Regions from separate parts of the Mus musculus genome. Here region 2 is linked to region 1. The links are chromatin loops, found by intact Hi-C in ENCODE. Cell type or tissue: heart. All regions are shown on one strand. Each heading gives the region's core, and the rest is flanking DNA. Links, peaks and the distances in the headings are about the cores only.

Region 1 (10,791 bases), core at 1,364-9,363:
GGTCTATGGGCAGAGATCACCACTTGTATGAACAACAGGGGAGAAAGGGGCATAGAGGGAGGGGGCAGTTGTCTATGCAGGTGACTCTACCTGAAACTTCTAGCAGTAGAGGATATGTATCCTGAAGTGGGTACTTCCTGTAGTCAGTCAGGACTTTCAGTGGAGAGATAAGGACACCAACCCATCCACAACACCTTCTACCCAAAATGTGTCCTGCCTATAAATATGTGCAGGGACGAAGATAGAACAGAGACTGAGGGAATGGCTAGCCAATGACTGGGCCAAGTGAAGACCCATTCCATGGGCAAGAACTAATCTCTGACACTATTAATGATACTCTGTTATGCTTGCAAGCTGGTTCCTAGCAAAACTGTCTTCTGAGAGGCTCACTCAGTAGCTAATGGAAACAGATACAGAGACCCACAGCCAAACACTTGATGGAGCTCAAGGATTCTTGTGGAAAGGTTTTTTTTTTTTTTTTTTTTTTTTTTCACAGCATTTACTTAAGATCCATGGAAGCCCGATGTGTGATTTCAATTCCAATTTGAATGAATAAATACACCAGGATCCTGTGATATATCTCCTGCTTTGCATATCAGTGGTGGACAGGTGTGTTAGTTGAATGTCAATGTTTAGTAGTTCACCATTGGGGTAGCAATACCAATATAACAATCAAAATTTTAGAGCTGGTTGTTGGAGGCACATACCTTTAGTCCCTCCACTTATGAGGCTGATCTCTAAGTTAAGAGTAGCCTGATCTACAAAGGAAGTACCAGGACAGCCAGGGCTACGCAGAGAAGCCCTGTCTCGAAAAACAACTAATCAAAAACAACAAAAAGCAAACTAATAGAAAACAACAACAACCAATCAAAATTTTAAAAGAAAGGGAGTCAGCTGGGTAGTGGTGGCATAAGCCTTTAATCCCAGCACTTGGGAGGCAGAGGCAGATGGATTTCTGAGTTCAAGACCAGCCTGGTCTACAGAGTGAGTTCCAGGACAGCCAGGGCTACACAGAGAAACCCTGTCTCGGAAAAAAAAAAAACCAAAAAACGAAAACACAAAAAAAGAAGAAGAAAGAAAGAAAAGAAAGGGAGTCATTGTTAGCCACAGAAACTTGATGTGAGGTTACCTAACTCTAAGAAGGCAGGAGAAGAGAGAAGAGAGACCTTCAATACCATGCACTACTGCCCTAATTAAAATTCAGATGCAGCTTCAGAGTCCTTTGCCAGAGTGCTCTGCTTTGAGAATCTTAAGACAGGCAAGAATTTTTCTCTGGGTTATGATGGGAAACAATCTGACTCTTATATCTCCATTTCCTCATCTACAGAGTAAAAGTAAAACTTGGGGTTTAACATGCTCCCATGGGGTACATGCTGATGTAAGTAGAGGAGGGTGGATTACTTTTGTTCTATCCCTTTACTGGCCACCTGAGTCTGGGGCCACTAAATTTGATCAGATCAGGATAGTCCCTCCTTTGATTTTCCAAGCTTTCTGTGTCTTTTGCCAGCCATCTTTTATTTTAGGAGTGGGTGAGATGAGAAAGGAAGAAATATGTCTTCTGTGACGAGAAACTATGTCATGCTACTCATTTGAAATGAATTCAAATAGTAAAGATTCCACCGGATTTCACCTTTTTTTCAAGCCCAAAGAATTAACCAACATTCAAATGAGCTACCTACATACTGAAGTCCCTAATGGACTATGTGGAGAGATAGTCACTTGCAATGACGTAATGGAACCATATGTAATCCCATCTCCCTGTAGAAGGTGAACGCCATACAAATAAACGATCAGTTTACAGAATGACCTCTGAATGACCAGCTTTGGTTTGAGCAGAGGCCTTTTCCACCTTTGCAAGTTGGTGATAAATCAGCAACCAGTTGACCTTTTGCACACATGCAAAAAATTGTCTCCCAATATTTTCCCATTATATATTTGCCAACATTGAGTGTGAGGTGGAGAACTGAATATACATAACTGTAGAAAATTAGCCTCAAATGGGTCACCAGTGTTTGGCTGACACTCTGGCTGTTACTTCAGAAAAGAAAGAAAAAAACAGGGTGTAATATTAATAATAATAGCAAATACAATAGATCATCTGAAAAAGAGAGCTGTCATCTTACTTCCAGCATATGTTGATAATCTGGTTAGGTGTTTTTTTTTTTTTTTTTTTTTTTTTTTTTTTTTTTTGGTCATTTGACACTACCTTGGTTCATCTAGGAAGAAGGTGCTTCAACTGAGAAGTTGTCTCCTTCAGATTGGCCTGTAGGTGAGTTTGTAGAACATTGACTTGGTTAATTGTGCCCTTCCCCCAGCCTTGAGTTGGCTAAACACACCTGGCCTCGATACATTTCTATCATCCTGCCTGAGACTTGAGCAGACTGCCCACTGAGCTGCTGAACTTGTTAAGCAACAGAATCCAGCTGGAGAATGGGCCTTTGAGTTTATCCCCTATATATTCAGAGCTAAAAACTGAACATTAAGCCTTGATCAGAGACCTTTGTTTTGGCTTCATTCCTCTCTTGTCTGTCTGTCCTATTTCATCCCTAGCTCTCCTTTCAGGTACCCAGTTTGACCAAAGCCACTGGACAGCTACAGTTAATGTTTGATGTGGTAAAACCTAGTCCACTGGGGGATTGTCCTGAGTGGTAGAACAAACTGAGCAAGCCCTGGAGAGCAAGCTAGTAAGCATGGCCTCTGTTTCAGTTTCAGCCTCCAGGTTCATGCCAAAGTTCCTGCCATGTTTTGCCTCAGCGGTAGACTGTTACCTGGAAGTATGAGATGAATTAATCCCTTTACTCTTGAGTTGTTTGTGGTTGCAGTGGTTCATCACAGCAATAAAAACCTAACTAAGACAGCAATATAAACCTAACTAAGACAGAAGACTATCATTAAAGGCAGGGAGCAGTGTTTCTATCTTAAAATCAATTGAGAGCACCATTTTAAATGTCTTTGGATTCATTATTCAAACTGTGTCCTGACTCTCTTTAAATTAATAAGGCAAGTTGTAATGCTATACCACTTAATCTAGACCTATTTGTGTTCCATGCAGAAGGCACATGAAGGAATTAGGAGTTCAGTATTTATTGAAATATTCTAGGATAGCAGATCATATGTACTTCTAGAGAAGAAGGTAAACCCAAGCTTACCAAGTAGCCACTAACAAGACTCCATCCAATGATGATGCTATTCTGATAATGACCTTTATGAAACAGTGAGAGGATCTACAGAAACAGGACAAGACTGTTCTTAGTTTTAACCAATTGGTTTGTGTGGTCTTTGCTTTTTTTCCAAATTAATTAGGACCAAACTGCATTTAAAGTGACCAATCCAATTTCTACTTGGCACACTTATGGAAATGCTACCATGTCCTACTCTTGCCTTTCACACACACACACACACACACACACACACACACCACTGTGTATTTGCCAAGTTTGAATGTGAGGTAGGGTTGTGTTTGACTACTGTCCTTGTGGCCTGATGAACCTACTGCTTGTCTTTTAAACTTGACATGTCTGAGATGCAAGCTTTGATTTTTTTTTCCTGGTCACAATTGGCTGGCTGAGATTCTCTATTCTTGAGTCTTTAGTGGGGTTCCAGATATCTTCTCCTTGTTGATAAAGGCAGACTAACCAAATGAGCATTTACATGTGAATTAATACAGCTTGCACACTGCTGACCAGTGTAGCACAGGCTGACTCTAGGCTTACACTTACACTTATCACTTAGTGTGCAGATTCATGCTTGTGTGATTTTTTTGACAGTGGATTGTCTCCTCAAAAATTCAAACCACAATTTGAATTAATTTAATTTAATTTAATGTTAAATTAAATTTAATTCTAACTATAAGATTTTAAGTAGAACAAAGAAAGACCTTAAAGAAACAACATTCTCTCCTAATAACATGATTAATGTAGTCATGTGATTAATGGATTAGTGGATTTCTGGGTGGTCTTAAGGTTAAGTCTGTAAGAAAAATCCTTTTGGCTTGGCCTCTCCTACTTTCTTGCCATGTGATGTCCTGCACCACTTTAAAATGCTGTCAGTAAGAAGGACATCACCAGATCCCTTCTGCTTTGGACCAGAACGATGAGCCCAAACCAGCCTTTTTCTTTATAACTTATCCAGCTTATGGTATTGTGTTATTAGCAACAGAAAATGCACTAAGACAGCTGAACTGATGGCAATATTTATCTTTCTTTGCCTCTAGATAAAAGTTCCCAGAGAAGTTGGCTGTCAGAACAATGTACTTGTTTTCTGAACTGCTTTGACACCAGAGTCAAGTGACTGTAGGGCACCAGCACAGATAGGGCATTTAACTCTTGTTACCAGGACTTTTGATATCTAATTCATTCATTTCACTCATTCATTTTTTTCATTCATTCAGTCAAATACTAATTGGATGTCAAGACTAATTGTCTCAGGTGTCAAGCAATTATAACTTGCATATATATATATGTATATATATATTCAAATATATATATATATATACACATACACACACACACACACACACACACACACACACACACATCATGACCAGACATCATGATAGACATGTTCCCAACCTAAAAAGATATAAAATCATGTCAGCAGGAAATAAAGTTTATAATAGAGTAATTGTGGTAAGACCCAAAGAGGGAAGGCTAGCCAATGTCAGAAATATGTATAGTCTAATCAGTGGAATAAAATCAGGACATGCTAAGGGCATGAGGCACAAAAGGAAAGATACTCTATAGAGACAGAAGAAAGAGCTTAGTGTGGAGTGGTGCAAAAAAAAGAGAATGCTCAGGATGAGGTTGCCAAAATGAGCACAGAACAGATCCTCGCATTGTGCACTGTTGAGTTTTGGTGCTGTTCTTTATGCAGAAGATGTCATGAGATGCATTAAACAAGGCAGTAGCACAATTGTTTGGGATCTGTAAAGGTCACTTAGGTTGTCAGGGCTGGATGCTTTAAGAGTGTTGCTCATGTCCTGTGAGAGGTTCCACCCAGGAGCTTAGGCAGACAAATACAGACATCCACACCCAAACAGTGAATGGAGTTTGAGGACTTTTATGGAAGAGCAGGAGGAAGGATTGCAAAGGGGATAGGAACTCCACAGGAAGGCCAACAGAGTCAACTAACTTAGACCCTTCAGGCTCTCAGAGTCTGAACCACCAAGTAAAGAAGACACATGGGCTGCGCCTCCCTGCTCATACTTAGCAGCTTGACTTTCATGTGGGTTTTGAAAAACTGGAATGGGGAGCTATCCAGAAAGCTGTTGCCATAATTGGGATATGCTCTACTAGCTGGGCTGCCTTGTGTGGCCTTAATGGGAGAGGAAGCACCTAATCTCATATAGACTTGAAGTGCCAGGCTCAGGGGGCTTATACAGGGAAAGGGTAGACAGGGGAAAGATTGTGGGAGGGGGTAACTGAGACAGGGGCAGTGAGTGGGATATATAGTGAATAAGCAAAAATATAAAATTATATATATATATATATATATATATATATATATATATATATATATATATCATTGCTCATCTGGCTCAGCCCTATAGTATAGGTCCCTGAGTAGGTGCAAGTACAAAGCTGACACCCTCTGCTATTTGTTGGTACTTGCTTCCCATGTGTCCCCACAAAATGTTGACTCCCACACCTGTGAGAGGATCTTTCTTGATGTGGCTTCCCTTTGGCAATTTGGACTTTGCAAGAACCAGAACAGCCACTTGACAATACACTTGGGACCCTTTTCCCAGATATCTGAAAAAAAAAAGCATGGGTCTTTCAGTCTATTCTTATCCAAGACTCAAGCTTAACCCAAACTAACCCTGATGTATTGTGGTCACTAATCTAAAGACCAGAAATGTTGATACAAAATGTTTTACCGAAGTATGAATATTAAATATTATTTTTCTCCTAGGTCTCTGGCTCTTACCAGTCCATTGAGGTTCAGTAGCATCGTAGTCTGATGGCCACCATGATGAGCTAGCTGGCCTGGATGTCATCATTATTGGCAGGTCTTCCAGGAGACACTTGGTAAAATCATCCTTGTGTGTCATAGCTCCATCTGGTGAAACTTCATTTCCACGCAAGTGCTGATTACATGGCCAAGTCATGGAGAAATGAGAGGTTGAGTTGCTCTACTCCTCTATGAGCTGTCCATATAATATCATGAAAGGAGCAGTTGGAAAATTTTACCCCAATATTCAGTGATATTTTAAGAAGAAAGCATAAATTCAAGCATCTGGAACTAGTGGCCAAATCATTGCTATAAAAGGAATTTGGAAAGTGAGACACACCTTAGGAGCAGACATTAACTTCCTCTTGAGCAGAGGAAAAAAAGAGTGCAGTGTTATTCAAGCAAAAAGAATCCTCAGCTATCTATCGTTGGTTAGCACCATCACAAAATCACAAAGTGCCATCCAGAAAGTGGCTTCAACGACAGAAACTTTATTTCTTACAACAAAGTTCACAACTCATTTCAACAACAGAAACTTATTTCTCTGAGAAGCCAAGTCAAGGTGTTGGCCAGTTTGCTGCTCCAGTCAGAGCTTCTTCCTGGCTCACAGACAGCTTCTCTTTCACTGTGTTGTCACCTAAGTCAGGGAGTGAAGCTCTGTAATTATTTCTCTAATAAGGACTCAGAGACCATCACAAAGCACCACCTTCAGGACTTAATCTAACCCAACTAGCTCCCAAAGCCCTATTCTGGGAATGGTATAATATTGAGGGCTACATGTTTAACATATAAAACTGAGTGTGGACATTTATGCAAATCTATGGCCTTATTACATACAAATCAATATATTCTTTCTAATTCAAAATTTCCCTGATTTTCTGGTATTCTGACTATTAAATGCTCTGACCCCTTTTCTGCAAAGTTCCCTGGGTGCTAGATGCAGGAGCTGTGATGAGGTGGTAGTTGCACTTTATCTGTGTATTTGTAAGATTTGTTTTGGGTAATAGGATATGATCTATTTTTAGAGAAGCTAAAATTAACTGCTGAGTAGAATGTGTATTATTTGGTATTTGTGGGGGGTATCTGTTAGGACCATTTGATGTATGAGTTGTTTAATTACGATGTTTTTCCAGATTTTGTTGTCTTATTTTGTTTTTGTTGTTGTTTTCTTTTCTTTTCTTTTTTTCCAGATAACTTGTATATAGGGGAAAATGGAGTGAAATCATCCACTGTTAGTGAATTAGAATTAATCTATGATGGTAAGTCTTGTAGTATGATTTTATGAAATTAGGTGCTCCAGAGCTGTGCCTGGAAGCAGAAGGGTGGCATGTGTGGGCCTGAGTCTTGAGCACTCTCCATATTAGGCTAGCATACAGATTGTGAGACCAAAGCTAGGTTTGAGGGACAGGCACAGTGAAGGATTCTGAGATTACAGAAACTCATTAGGCTGGGATGCACACAAGTGTCCATCTCAGGCTAGGCCTCGAGGTTGTATATGGTACAGCAGGGATCAGGCCAATCCATCAGACTTGCCTGGTACACAGAATTTGTGACAAGGGCCAAGCCTAGAGGTGGAGAGATGCCCAGTCAGGACTCTTAGATATGATTGGTCCAAAACACATGCAACCAGGGCTAGGTCCGGAAATTGGGGAGGATACAGAAAGGCTAGCATTTAGGGAACTCAGTATACTGGAGCAGAACCTAGCTACACCTGGGAGGTAGATGTGGTACAGGTGGGATAGGACAAGGTTGGCTTAGTAGTAACAGTACTATTCTTACTGGAAAGTCTTCACATTTTCTCAAGCCATTCAGAGTGCTTATTTGTGGTTCACCGATGTATTCAAGAACCACTTGCAGCATATATCATGGTTAGATGAGAACATGTGAAAATGAATGTAGACTGTGCTAAGAAGACACATCCAAATGAGTGTTTTAGTAATCTGCTCTATGTCCCATGAAAGCCGGTGAAAAAACAATGAGCAACTTTTCACTGCTGAGATGGGAAAATACCTTCCCAGCCCATGCCACTCAACATGATGGCTTCATCATTTATTACACAGCAAAGCAAACATAGTCACTGACTCTAATCCTTAATGAGTATATGCGACTCTGATAATATTTATCAGGTTTATTTGTTTGAGGGTGACTGAAATGAAAAGAAAATAGTACAGCTTTGGCTCATTAGTCTCCTCTGACGTGTGCTGCAATTCTAAGGAAAACATTAGTGACCTATTTTTAGCAAGTACCTTCATCTGCGGAAGCACTAATCACTGAAGAGTAATCTTTGGGATGGAAAACACAAATTCCCAGAATTAAACTTTCTTGCTCATCTGTTTTCTGGTCACAGGAAGTCTATCAACACCCTCATTTCTCATCAACATCGAGGAGTGAATAATGATGCAATTCTGCCGACCAGGCTGCCTTCCTTCTCTTCTTTGCTAAGTTGGGCTCCTCCTGGCCCAGAAAAATGAAAAAAAAGGTCTCCTCTTTCAAGAATCCCTTACTATGTCAATCCTTTTGACCAGAAATGTTAATACTTTTATATTATTTGCACTTAACCTATCAGTTTACTATGTTTTTTTTTTTAATTTAAAAAATGTTTACAGACACAAAGAAAGATGGTAAGGTCACTCATTGTTCCGTGTCCTATGGTTATGATATCTTGAGTTAGGGACATTCATTGTCCCAAGCCCTGTGGTCATGGTGTCTGGATTAAGTGGTAGATAAGTAAAGAGGCTGCAGTTTCTTCCCCATAAGGCTACAGTTGTGGAAGGCTGCAGTCTGGTCTGTAGGTGACTTGAAATCAGAATTGCTGAAATTATGCACATGAAATCAACAAGAGATTGTATCCAATAACATCCCTTCATGGAGAGTAAGGGGAAGGTCACAAAGCATCGGAGACAGCATCTGAGAGAGACTGCTCTCAAGGCACCTCAGGAGGTGCTGACGCTGTGATTGGGTGACTTTTTGGAGGTATAGCCACTAATAAATGTCTCATGCTCATGTAGATAATCCCTTATTCCTCCTGAAAATAAACCCAAGTTAATCCACTGGTTCGCTAAGTTTGAATTCTTAAATTGATTAGTTATTTGGTCTGTCATTAATGTAGTGAGTGTCTCGGATAAAGAGATGTTTCTTCACAATTTTCCAGCAAAAGTTAATGCAACAACTAAATATCTCACTAAGATGTGATGCACTAGTTGGTTCAGCAAGTAGTTTTATTCTTGTAATTTCTCCTCAGCATCTGAGCGGTAGGCAGCTCTCTGCCACTTGAGGGGACCACTACTGGTAGACATTAAGGTGTGGACATAATGAGGCATATGGACTCTATGCCAATGGAGTTTTAGAGGAGAAGAATATGGAAAGTAGTTTGGATATGGTCATGAATCCCTGGGTGTTCAAACTGAGCTTTAAGAATAAAACAAGGTGCAGATTTGAATAGGGTACCTTCCACTATGACATATACAATTTTTAATAAGTAATATTACTGGCATTTATTAGAGACATTGGAAAAAGACATTATTTTTCAGCTTATGTGAAGTCCCAATGGAGAAAATTTGTTAGTTTTCACACACTATTTCTTGCTTTGCAAAGATAGTTAAAAGTCTCCACACTGAACTTTGAACTGATTTCCACAGAAATATGTTATATGCACGTGGTTCAGGAGAAAAACAGTTTTACATCTTTGCAGAAAGGAGTGGAAAGAACTTCATAGAATAAATATCAATAAAGTTTGACTTTAGACTTAAATGTGATTTGAGGAGAAAATAAAGGAGATACAGACCATCCAACCATAAGCCAAATGGTTGATAGAAGAGATCTGGAGCATGCACACATGTGTTTCTTGGTGTTCTTGCATGAACTCTAGGTATCTCATAGCCATTTCTACTAAAACAATATATTCCTAGGGAAGGTACAATAGTTTTATGGTCCCTATTGAGAAGCTAATAGAAATAAAATCTGTTGCTAGTCTGGGGCTTATAAACAGTTCTTATAAACTGAGAAACTGATTGACACAGCACACAATTGCCCATACCCTACCATGAATAAAATAGGACTAAGTAGATTAGCTTGAAACCCTCTTTTCTAGGTGGCTCATTTGTGAAACTTTCATTCTTTGGTCTGCAAAGAGTTTGGTAGATGGAACAGAAAGCAAATACATCATGATTTTTTTTTGAGGGGGGGTTAAGCATACCCTGTAATTTTTCATTTGTTGGTAAGATTTTTTACTTCCAGTCTTTTCTCAGCTAAGCATGGACACTGAGCTGCCATGCTGCCCCACCATGATAGACTCTTACCTGTCTGCCACAATAAATCCTTCTCTCTTTAAGATGCTTTGTTCATGGTGTTCAATCACATCAATAGAAATGTTTTTAATCCAGGAACCATTGAAGTCTGTGTGGAACAGTTCAGCTGTATGAGGAAGATATTTGGTTTTCGAGTGACCCAGCCTGGCTTTGAACCTTGACATATTTATGCTTAGCAGCAATTTTCTTCAAACCTGTACAGTAGAGGCAGAACAATAATCATCTTTACAAACTGAAAGAATTCAAGGGCCTGATTCATGTACAAGGGAATGCAAGACCGGAATGTTGTGAGACTAGCAGACAGACCCAAGGTAAGGAACTAGGGTACATCTATCTCTATGCAGCTCAGGAGAAATCAACTCAGGCGTCGCTTCTCAAGGTTGAGTGTGCTCGTGAATCACCTAAGAATATTATTAAAATGAAGATTCTGATTATACTTTTTTTAAATGAAGCCTGATTTTCAGTTTGAAATTTGCCTCACCTCCCAGTAATTCTTATCTTTGGACTTTTGACCATATGGCAGCCATAGTGGAGA
Region 2 (10,791 bases), core at 1,880-9,879, 160 kb before region 1:
CAGCCTGTTTATTCTTTGTGTAGAGAAAGGCCATTGACTTGTTTGAGTTAATTTTATATCCAGCTACTTCACCGAAGCTGTTTATCAGGTTTAGGAGTTCTCTGTTGGAATTTTTAGGGTCACTTATATATACTATCATATCATCTGCAAAAAGTGATATTTTGACTTCCTCTTTTCCAATTTGTATCCCCTTGATCTCCTTTTGTTGTCGAATTGCTCTGGCTAATACTTCAAGTACTATGTTGAAAAGGTAGGGAGAAAGTGGGCAGCCTTGTCTAGTCCCTGATTTTAGTGGGATTGCTTCCAGCTTCTCTCCATTTACTTTGATGTTGGCTACTGGTTTGCTGTAGATTGCTTTTATCATGTTTAGGTATTGGCCTTGAATTCCTGATCTTTCCAGAACTTTTATCATGAATGGGTGTTGGATCTTGTCAAATGCTTTTTCTGCATCTAACGAGATGATCATGTGGTTTTTGTCTTTGAGTTTGTTTATATAATGGATTACATTGATGGATTTTCGTATATTAAACCATCCCTGCATCCCTGGAATAAAACCTACTTGGTCAGGATGGATGATTGCTTTAATGTGTTCTTGGATTCGGTTAGCGAGAATTTTATTAAGGATTTTTGCATCGATGTTCATAAGAGAAATTGGTCTGAAGTTCTCTATCTTTGTTGGATCTTTCTGTGGTTTAGGTATCAGAGTAATAGTGGCTTCATAAAATGAGTTGGGTAGAATACCTTCTACTTCTATCTTGTGAAAAAGTTTGTGCAGAACTGGAGTTAGATCTTCTTTGAAGGTCTGATAGAACTCTGCACTAAACCCGTCTGGTCCTGGGCTTTTTTTGGCTGGGAGACTATTAATAACTGCTTCTATTTCTTTAGGGGATATGGGACTGTTTAGAAGGTCAACTTGATCCTGATTCAACTTTGGTACCTGGTATCTGTCCAGAAATTTGTCCATTTCGTCCAGGTTTTCCAGTTTTGTTGAGTATAGCCTTTTGTAGAAGGATCTGATGGTGTTTTGGATTTCTTCAGGATCTGTTGTTATGTCTCCCTTTTCATTTCTGATTTTGTTAATTAGGATTTTGTCCCTGTGCCCTTTAGTGAGTCTAGCTAAGGGTTTATCTATCTTGTTGATTTTCTCAAAGAACCAACTCCTCGTTTGGTTAATTCTTTGAATAGTTCTTCTTGTTTCCACTTGGTTGATTTCACCCCTGAGTTTGATTATTTCCTGCCGTCTACTCCTCTTGGGTGAATTTGCTTCCTTTTTTTCTAGAGCTTTTAGATGTGTTGTCAAGCTGCTGGTATGTGCTCTCTCCCGTTTTTTCTTGAAGGCACTCATAGCTATGAGTTTCCCTCTTAGAAATGCTTTCATTGTGTCCCAAAGGTTTGGGTACGTTGTGGCTTCATTTTCATTAAACTCTAAAAAGTCTTTAATTTCTTTCTTTATTCCTTCCTTGACCAAGGTATCATTGAGAAGAGTGTTGTTCAGTTTCCATGTGAATGTTGGCTTTCTGTTATTTATTTTGTTATTGAAGATCAGCCTTAGTGCATGGTGATCTGATAGGATACATGGGACAATTTCAATATTTTTAAATCTGTTGAGGCCTGATTTGTGACCTATTATGTGGTCAATTTTGGAGAAGGTACCATGAGGTGCTGAGAAGAAGGTATATCCTTTTGTTTTAGGATAAAATGTTCTGTAGATATCTGTCAGATCCATTTGTTTCATCACTTCTGTTAGTTTCAGTGTGTCCCTGTTTAGTTTCTGTTTCCATGATCTGTCCATTGGTGAAAGTGGTGTGTTGAAGTCTCCCACTATTATTGTGTGAGGCGCAATGTGTGCTTTGAGCTTTACTAAAGTTTCTTTAGTGAATGTGGCTGCTCTTGTATTTGGAGCATAGATATTCAGAATTGAGAGTTCCTCTTGGAGGATTTTACCTTTGATGAGAATGAAGTGTCCCTCCTTGTCTTTTTTGATGACTTTGGGTTGGAAGTCAATCTTATCAGATATTAGGATGGCTACTCCTGCTTGTTTCTTCATACCATTTGCTTGGAAAATTGTTTTCCAGCCTTTCATTCTGAGGTAGTGTCTATCTTTTTCTCTGAGATGAGTTTCCTGTAAGCAGCAAAATGTTGGGTCTTGTTTGTGTAGCCAGTTTGTTAGTCTATGTCTTTTTATTGGCGAGTTGAGACCATTTATGTTAAGAGATATTAAGGAAAAGTAATTGTTGCTTCCTGTTACTTTAGTTGTTAAAGGTGGCATTCTGTTCTTTTGGCTGTCTTCTTTTAGGTTTGTTGAGGGATTACCTTCTTGTTTTTTCTAGGGCGTTGTTCCCGTTCTTGTATTGGTTTTTTTCTGTTATTATCCTTTGAAGGGCTGGATTCGTGGAGAGATAATGCGTGAATTTGGTTTTGTCGTGGAATACTTTGGTTTCTCCCTCTATGATAATTGAGAGTTTGGCTGGGTATAGTAGCCTGGGCTGCAGTTTGTGTTCTCTTAGTGTCTGTATAACATCTGTCCAGGCTCTTCTGGCTTTCATAGTCTCTGGTGAAAAATCTGGTGTAATTCTGATAGGCTTGCCTTTATATGTTACTTGACCTTTTTCCCTTACTGCTTTTAGTATTCTATCTTTATTTAGTGCATTTGATGTTCTGATTATTATGTGTCGGGAGGAATTTCTTTTCTTGTCCAGTCTATTTGGAGTTCTGTAGGCTTCTTGTATGTTCATATGCATCTCATTCTTTAGATTTGGGAAGTTTTCTTCAATAATTTTGTTGAAGATGTTTGCTGGACCTTTGAGTTGAAAATCTTCATTCTCATCCACTCCTATTATCCGTACGTTTGGTCTTCTCATTGTGTCCTGGATTTCCTGGATATTTTGAGTTAGGATCTTTTTGCATTTTCCATTTTCTTTGATTGTTGTGCCGATGTTCTCTATGGAATCTTCTGCACCTGAGATTCTCTCTTCCATCTCTTGTATTCTGTTGCTGATGCTCAAATCTATGGTTCCAGATTTCTTTCCTAGGGTTTCTATCTCTAGTGTTGCCTCCCTTTGAGTTTTCTTTATTGTGTCTACTTCCCTTTTTAGGTCTAGTATGGTTTTGTTCATTTCCATCACCTGTTTGTATGTTTTTTCCTCTTTTTCTGTAAGGACTTCTACCTGTTTGATTGTGTTTTCCTGTTTTTCTTTAAGGACTTGTAACTCTTTAGCAGTGTTCTCCTGTATTTCTTTAAGTGATTTATTAAAGTCCTTCTTGATGTCCTCTACCATCATCATGAGATATGCTTTTAAATCTAGGTCTAGGTTCTCAGGTGTGTTGGGGTTCCCTGGACTGGGCGAAGTGGGTGTGCTGGGTTCTGGTGATGGTGAGTGGTCTTGGTTCCTGTTAGTAAGATTCCTCCGTTTACCTTTCGCCATCTGGTAATCTCTGGAGTTAGTAGTTATAGTTGACTCTGTTTAGAGATTGTTCTTCTGGTGATTCTGTTACCGTCTATCAGCAGACCTGGGAGACAGATTCTCTCCTCTGAGTTTCAGTGCTCAGAGCACTCTCTGCTGGCAAGCTCTCTTACAGGGAAGGTGCGCAGATATCTTGTATTTGGACCTCCTCCTGGCCGAAGAAGAAGGCCCAAAACAGGACCTTTCTCAGACACTGTGTTGCTTTGGCAGTTCCCAGGTGGTACAGACTCTCACCTAAGCAGACTAAATTCCTAAGTTCCTTGGAGTCCCGGGACCAAGATGGCGACCGCTGCTGCTGTGGCTTAGGCCGCCTCCCCAGCCGGGCGGGCACCTGTCCTCCGGTCCGGACGGTGGCTGGCTGTCCCCGGCCCACAAAGGGTGCTGCCTCAGCGCCTCTGTGCTTCCGCCTGTTCCAGAAGCTGTCAGGTTCTCTGGCGCACCCTCTCACCTGTTCAGACTAATTTCCTAAGTTCGGCGGGTCTCGGACCAAGATGGCGACCGCTGCTGCTGTGGCTTAGGCCGCCTCCCCAGCCGCGACAGTTCTTTTTTTAACTGGCTAACAAGCCCCTGGGACACGAGTCACTGCACGAGCTGGTGCTAGGGTTCCAGAAATGTGACTCTGAGCCTGGCTCGTTACAGTAATACTTGTATGTAATACTGTACGTACAAGAGGATCTGAACTCAGGTCTTCATGTTTGCAGAGCAAGTAACTGTATCCACTCCACTAAGCCATGTTACCAGACTCCTATATGATTTTTACTGAGCACAGATAAAGACCATATCACAGTCTATTTATCCAGCCTTTTTAGTTCTGATGCAGGCGTCTTAGGACTATGTACACAGACCAAACTCCCCAGTATAGAGCGGATAGTACCATTGTGAGCAGAGATCTTAGGGGAAAAAAATCAGGCAGATTGATGGGGGAGTGACGGGAGCCTGCACTGAGTGGAGCTTGTTCTGGCTCTGTTGATAAACTGGTCGGTAAGAAATTCACCTAGCTTCTTTTTAGGACACCGTTTCCTCATCTGCAAAATAGGCATCACTTTCTCTCATAGTCCCCAAGGATCCGTGAAAAATTTGCTTATTAATAATGGGAAGAATGCTTGGAATGTGTAAATATTTCCTAAGAAGAGCTGGGATCTTTCCTCTCGCTATAAGATTGGAGCAGCATCTCTTCTGCTCATCTGTAACTTAGTCAGCTTGTGTACATACTGCATTGCATTAAACGCTGAACTCTGATCCTCGTGTTTAAACATATTAAATACAAAATATGAGTAGTGTAAATTGTATGAAACACTTTTGTCTCCCACTTGGAGTCTCAGCAATGCCAGGTCACCAGAAACATTACACAGATGCTGACAAAACTAAGTGGATGTCTTTCAGACGGTGATTGGCAAATGGCGCAGCGGCAGAAGCAGTAGAAACTCATCGCACAGTATTCATTAGTGGGCCAAGGAAGATGGAAGGTGGGCAAGGACTAAAGGGAATTGTTTAGTTTATTTGCACATTAACTTTTGTAACACTACAGAACACAGAGAGGCGTCACTGATAAGAAACTCTAAGTTTGAAAGTTTGCATTCCCACAATAGCTTGGCCTCTGTTTGCTGCCATAAAAGAACATCATTTTCCCTCCCATCAGACACAGTTCTAAGACGGGCCAATTCTCCATTCGAGTTGTGGGGAAGGGGGACGCTGTTCTTTAACTTCCAGTATCACAGTTTACATGTTGTTCTTTTATTATAAAAATATGAGTGCCACATGATTGGGTTACTCTATCCCACAGAGCCACAGAGGAACTCTGTGCAGGCTGCTCACTGGCATCATCACATCTCACTATTCAGCTGCCCATCTATTTGTTTTCTTTATCCCACATCTTAATGTTGGGGATGAACAGTGATTTGCAATATAAGCAGAAAGCCTCATGGGGATGAGGATAGGAATTGGGTGTGCTTATAGGTCCTGCAAGCTGTGGGCAGGATCCGTGTGGTCCTTTAAGCTGTAGATAGGAACTGGATAAACGCATCAGTCCTATGGGATATGGACAGGTGCTGGGCAAGTGTGTAGGTTTTATGGAACCTGTAAAGAAGCTGGGCGGGTGTGTACGTCCTATAGGTCGTGAAACTCTATAACTTGCCCTGGTCATATCATGCTCTGTTCTATTTTGGCTGAGACTGGCTTTGTTTTTAATTTCTGAAAAATTTCACCATGATTCTCCAAAGTCTTTAATGGTTTTTTTTTCCTGGGAGAAGTTGAAAAACTATAAAACAAACTCCTTGGATTAGAGTAGAAACTACTGATGAGGTAAGTTTGAAGATGGCCATGCTTTGGTTTCAGTTTTCAAGAGCTGTAAGTGGACACAGAGAAACTTAGCAGCTCTACTTATCAGTGACTCCTCTGTTCACTGGGTGGGGGGGGGGGGGGGATTTATGGCATCCACAGGGGCTAGGGCCACATAACCCAGTGTGAGCTTACAAGGCGTTAGCTCCTCGATGCCAAGTGAATTTTGGAAATGATTCTCCTTTGCTGACAGTCCCCTCATTACTGATTGTGTGGACTCATTTATCAGGCATTTCTTAAAATAAACCGTTCATTTATACTAATAGGACTTGGCAGCAAGAAAAAATTGGCAGGACTTGGAGTTCCTAGTGTGCCCTCCCTTTTTAAAATTGAGTTGCCTTTAAAAAAAATTAAAACACCAACATTGAGGAGTTTGAAACATTTTGAGATAACAATTTTCAGAGACCAGCATGGAGTTCATTAAAGCAGAAACAATGCCATTATAAATCTTGCAAATGGTAAAGAGGAAGTATTTTCAAAGATACTTACCAAAGGACACCATAAGCCTGCTGTCGCCGACTTTGTCCTTTCCCACTCTTCAGGCATGGAACTCCTCTTGTGGATACGCGTGTTTCCTATTTTTGGCACCACATGAGCTTTTGACGAAAGCTAGCTCGCTTCTCTGTGGGGCGTTCACTCTCCTCCTTGAAGGCTAGATCAGCTAGCTGCTTCTCTTCGTTACACACAAGATATGCTGTTTCTCTACAGCCAAGATGATTCTTCTCAAGGCTTTCTTAGTTCTGCTCTAGGCTTCTGGTACTAAATTTCTGTTTCATACTCCCCAGGAATTAAGGGACATTAGTAGAATTGACCACCTTCCCCCCCCCCAAAAAAAACCCAAAGACAAAACAAAACCAATAGTGATGGAACTCACAATAAAATATAAGTTCTAGTTGACTCTTGACTCAGGAAAAGTTTGTCAGCTCTGGGAATAAAAAAGGCCAAAGAGACTCCAACAAGTATTCAAGTGCATTCTTGCATGTGTGAATGCAGAGGCATTTGATATATATATATGTTTGTAGCACACCATATAGGGATGTGCTTTTAGGTAACAGAGCTATGTGGGTCGGTCACATTGTGTGTTGAAACTTGAGACCACATAGAAATGATGCATATCACTGCCTGGGGGGTAAGTGAAATTTTTTACAAGTACAGAGGTCTGCCGATAGATGTCTCTAAAAGGGGTGCTATGTGCTAGGTGGATGGGACTCTAGTGCTTTCCTACCCTTGAGTTAGTGTCTGAACTGCTGCTCAGACAACTTGTGTAGGTGGCTATTGAATAACAAGTGGCTGCTATTCTCTTTATATCCTTTTTACATTTGCTTTAGAGCTTGTTATTTTGGAAAACTCATCCTTATAGTAGACAGTTATTTTTCTGAGATTTATATTTTGAGGTTTATGACTTCTGCCCAAACTTTAAGAAGGAATAAATATATTAGTTAATAATAATGCTATTTATTAAGAGTAATAATTACTTGGTGGTGATAAGTGTGTGGATTTTTTTGCCCTTTACTTTCATTAATATTTCCCTAAAATTTACAGTATTACCTTAGTATTTTAAAAGTGATTTTCGAGAGAAGAAAGGAAGATCCCTTAATTTTTAAGTGTTATTAAATATTGTTTTTCCATTTGTTTTTTCTTCATATACACAGGAAGTCAGTGTGTAGCATTCTCCTCATTCCCCTTTAATTCTGCTTCACTGCATAGAAGAGAGTTCTCAATACTTCAGTCCATTTCTGTTAACCTGTTGCAGAAAGCACATAGTGGGGCCTGGGATAGTTCTGCTGTGCAGACCTGAGGACCTTAGTTTGGTATCATGGTGTAATGAGAGAACTGACTCCTGAAAGGTGACCTCTATTACATAGATACACATACACACACACACACACACACACACACACACACACACACACACATACACGAGTAACCAAAATAAATTAAAATATTTTTATGCTTATGTTGAGACATTATCACAGAGACAGGATGAGTTCCCAGGAGAGGGCATAAGATTAGAGATGAGGATGATAGAGGTAGGCTCAGGGACAGCAGATTTGTTCACACCCTTTTTCTGACCATAGATTCTTGTTCTAGTGATGAACTTTGAACATTCCTAAGAATGTCTTCTTAAAGAAAATAGCCTTCATAATAAATTACTAAGAAAATATACTAACTCGGTGTATGGATGAGAACAGTAATTTAGGCTAGAATGTTACTCTTATTTTATTAACATGAGGTAATTATTTTTGTTATTGATATTTGGGTTTTGTCTTACTGAGGAATGAACTCAGGACTTCACACACACCAGGCCAGCAGTCTACATCTGACCTATACCTCCAGCTTCTGCTTACCTCTGAAATCAGAGATTTTTTAGTTACTTGGCATACTGTGATGTACCTTCCTGGGAAGTCGGATGATCTAGTAATGATGTAGTCGGATGCCCTTACTATGACCCACAGCCTCAGGAAACACACATAAAACAATTTTGTTCTCCAAATCAACTGGATTCTGACCTATCAAAAGACAGAAATGGAAGATTCATCATATTTTATCTCTCAGGATTGAGCCTGGACATATGATTCATTAAAATGCTTATTTCCTAATTATACACTGAGTTAGGATGTGAGGAAAGTTTTTGAAGCGTTTGTCTATTTCTATCCTTGCCTTTGTACTTTCCTCAAAGGCTTACCTAGTATGGCATGCTGGTTGGCTGGTTGGTTGGTTGGTTAGTTGGTTGGTTGGTTGGTTGGTATACACAGCACAGTTAAAGCCTGACTGCAGAGCAAACACAAGCAGGTATTTTGGAGCAAATGTGGGGGAAGGGCGGTTACAGAACATTGTCAGAACTTATTTCTGTTCCTCTCATCAGCATGCCTTTGTACTGGGGAAGGCTTACCTTCTTCAGCTGGAGTTCCCCTTGGATGGGGCTAATTGCATTCTTCTCATTTTCCTTTTTAGTGTTTCAAGTGGACCATTCAGAACTGCTTAGGTCACCCTCTTTTGGTAGTTATTCTGAACACTGTTACATCATTAACATCCTACATGACTTGGGATTACATTCAGAGAACTAAGTCACTTACCCCTGGAAGGGACTCTTGTATACTAATCCCCCATTAATACTCTGAATTCTTCATCTCTTGAGCTAGCATGTGTCCTTTTCTTGACCCCTGTATAGCTTGTCTTTTCTGTAAGAGGAACTGGAGAAGAGAATCCTTTTAAAACAATTCTAATACTTAAATGACGTGCAATGTCCTTAATAATAGCTTGTACTGTATCATCAGACATGATTACTGTATACATAGGTAGTAATAGACTCAGGTGGCTAGAAAAACCAACACTGAATGAAGTCCCAGAACCTAAAAACTCACCCAGAGCTTGTGATTTTTGTTACCTGAAACCAGTCATTTAATCACATGGAAACTTTGTTTCATCACTGCCCTAGGAATTATGGTTCGTGTATTGTAAAAAAATAGACAGTACTAACATCCATACCCATGGTAACTAACAGTGATAATCCTTTATGCAATTTCTGGGTAACAAAATATTTTTGTAAAAACCAATTATAAGGAGACATTCTGAATATGGTCAGCAGGCATATAGATTTAGTAAATCAAATGTATAATAATCTCTGCTCTCACTGGCTCTGCCCTAGCTAGATTCTATCCATTTATTCCTGAGGAAAGGCATACACTGCTACATAGAGGTCTCTTGAAAACACAAATGGTTGTGTGTCGATGGACTGGGTAGGAGTATCTCCATTTTTCATTAATTTATTTTAGGTGAACCAGCCATGAATTCATTATCATAATCAAACAACTCTGACAGTTGGGCTGTCTTCCTTTATCTCACAGCCCAGTTGTTACATTATTTTCAGTATAAGTAAATTGCCTAAATCCCACTGGAAGAATCTTAGTTCTAGCTAGCGAATAGGAACTTCTTGTTGCAATTTCTTTAGACTAAATGGTAATGATAATTTAGGATCAATCCAGAAAAGTCCTCCAAGGCTTGCTTTTGATGGCTGGGAACACTCACACTAGAAACACTTTTCCTTTTATTTGTAGGATATATTATCACTATTCCCAAAATAATGTAATAACACAAGAAAAATGGTTACAGGAGTAAAACAAACAAAGAACAACAAAAATACCTGGATGTAACAACTTCTAAGTCAGTGGGCTTCATGAGTGAAAAATTATAATTGGTTTACAATTTAGCAAAACCACCAGGGACCTGATTGTAATTTTGTTTTTAAAAAATCTGAGTTTGCTTAAGACCTTGAGTTTCCTCATAGAAAGTCAATAAGTTAAGTATTGATTAAGGGCTGAGGAAACTGGAGAGCAATATCTCAGACAGGCATGATAACAGCAATATGCAGAGGCTGCACTCCACGGGAATGACTCTGCAAGTGCCAGAAGAGAGACCACTGTAGTGAAGGTATGGATGGTTGATTCCTGTGCAATATGCATTATAGCGTGTTCTTTCTGGCACGTGTTCAATATCACGTTTAATTAACAAAGAGAAGTGATTCTCTAATCTGTTAGGTTGGGCTTATTATATGTTATTCAGCAAATATTAGCTTGACAATCATTTTTGACTTTAATTACAGTACTGATAGGCAAAGATATTCATGGACTAGAAACTTCTGCCTTAGCAGAAGCAATCCTGAATTATTTTGCTAATTGTATTGCTCTTTACCATACAAATAATTGAAAGAGCCTTCAGAAGCAGTTGTGTATAGAAAGAATTGTATTTGTTAATGTTCTTCTCATTATTGTGATCAGGTACCTGACAAAAACAGCCTAAGGAGGAGCTTCTTTTGGCTTACGGATGCAGGATGTAGTCCATCACAATAGGGAAGGATGCAAGTAGGAAAGTGAGGGACTTCTCACACTGTATCTCCAGTCAGGAAAAGAAGGATGCTGGTGCTCAGGTCAGCTCCTCATGTTAATCCACTCTAGGGCTACATCTCATGGATGGTGTGAGCACATTCAGG

Evidence for each region. Peaks named below come from ENCODE experiments on the same cell type or tissue, not always from the same donor. Only the 100,000 strongest peaks of a DNase experiment are listed, where the experiment ranks them.
Region 2: a loop joins it to region 1, with 2.5 times the contacts of the local background. A loop is called at or near these places in 2 of 42 quality-filtered maps.

The regions. Positions count from the first base shown.
Region 1 is chr13:16,772,057-16,782,847 of GRCm38, reverse strand. No RefSeq gene overlaps it. Among named protein-coding and RNA genes, the nearest start is that of Gm25020, 430 kb to the left of the region's middle. In heart, for the core only: a CTCF peak has its summit at 6,038; no DNase peak of the experiment used is centred there.
Region 2 is chr13:16,933,201-16,943,991 of GRCm38, reverse strand. All of the region lies in intron 13 of Sugct (succinyl-CoA glutarate-CoA transferase), which reads left to right. Among named protein-coding and RNA genes, the nearest start is that of Gm25020, 270 kb to the left of the region's middle. In heart, for the core only: no CTCF peak of the experiment used is centred there; DNase peaks (open chromatin) are centred at 5,971 and 6,391; H3K27ac peaks cover 342 bases.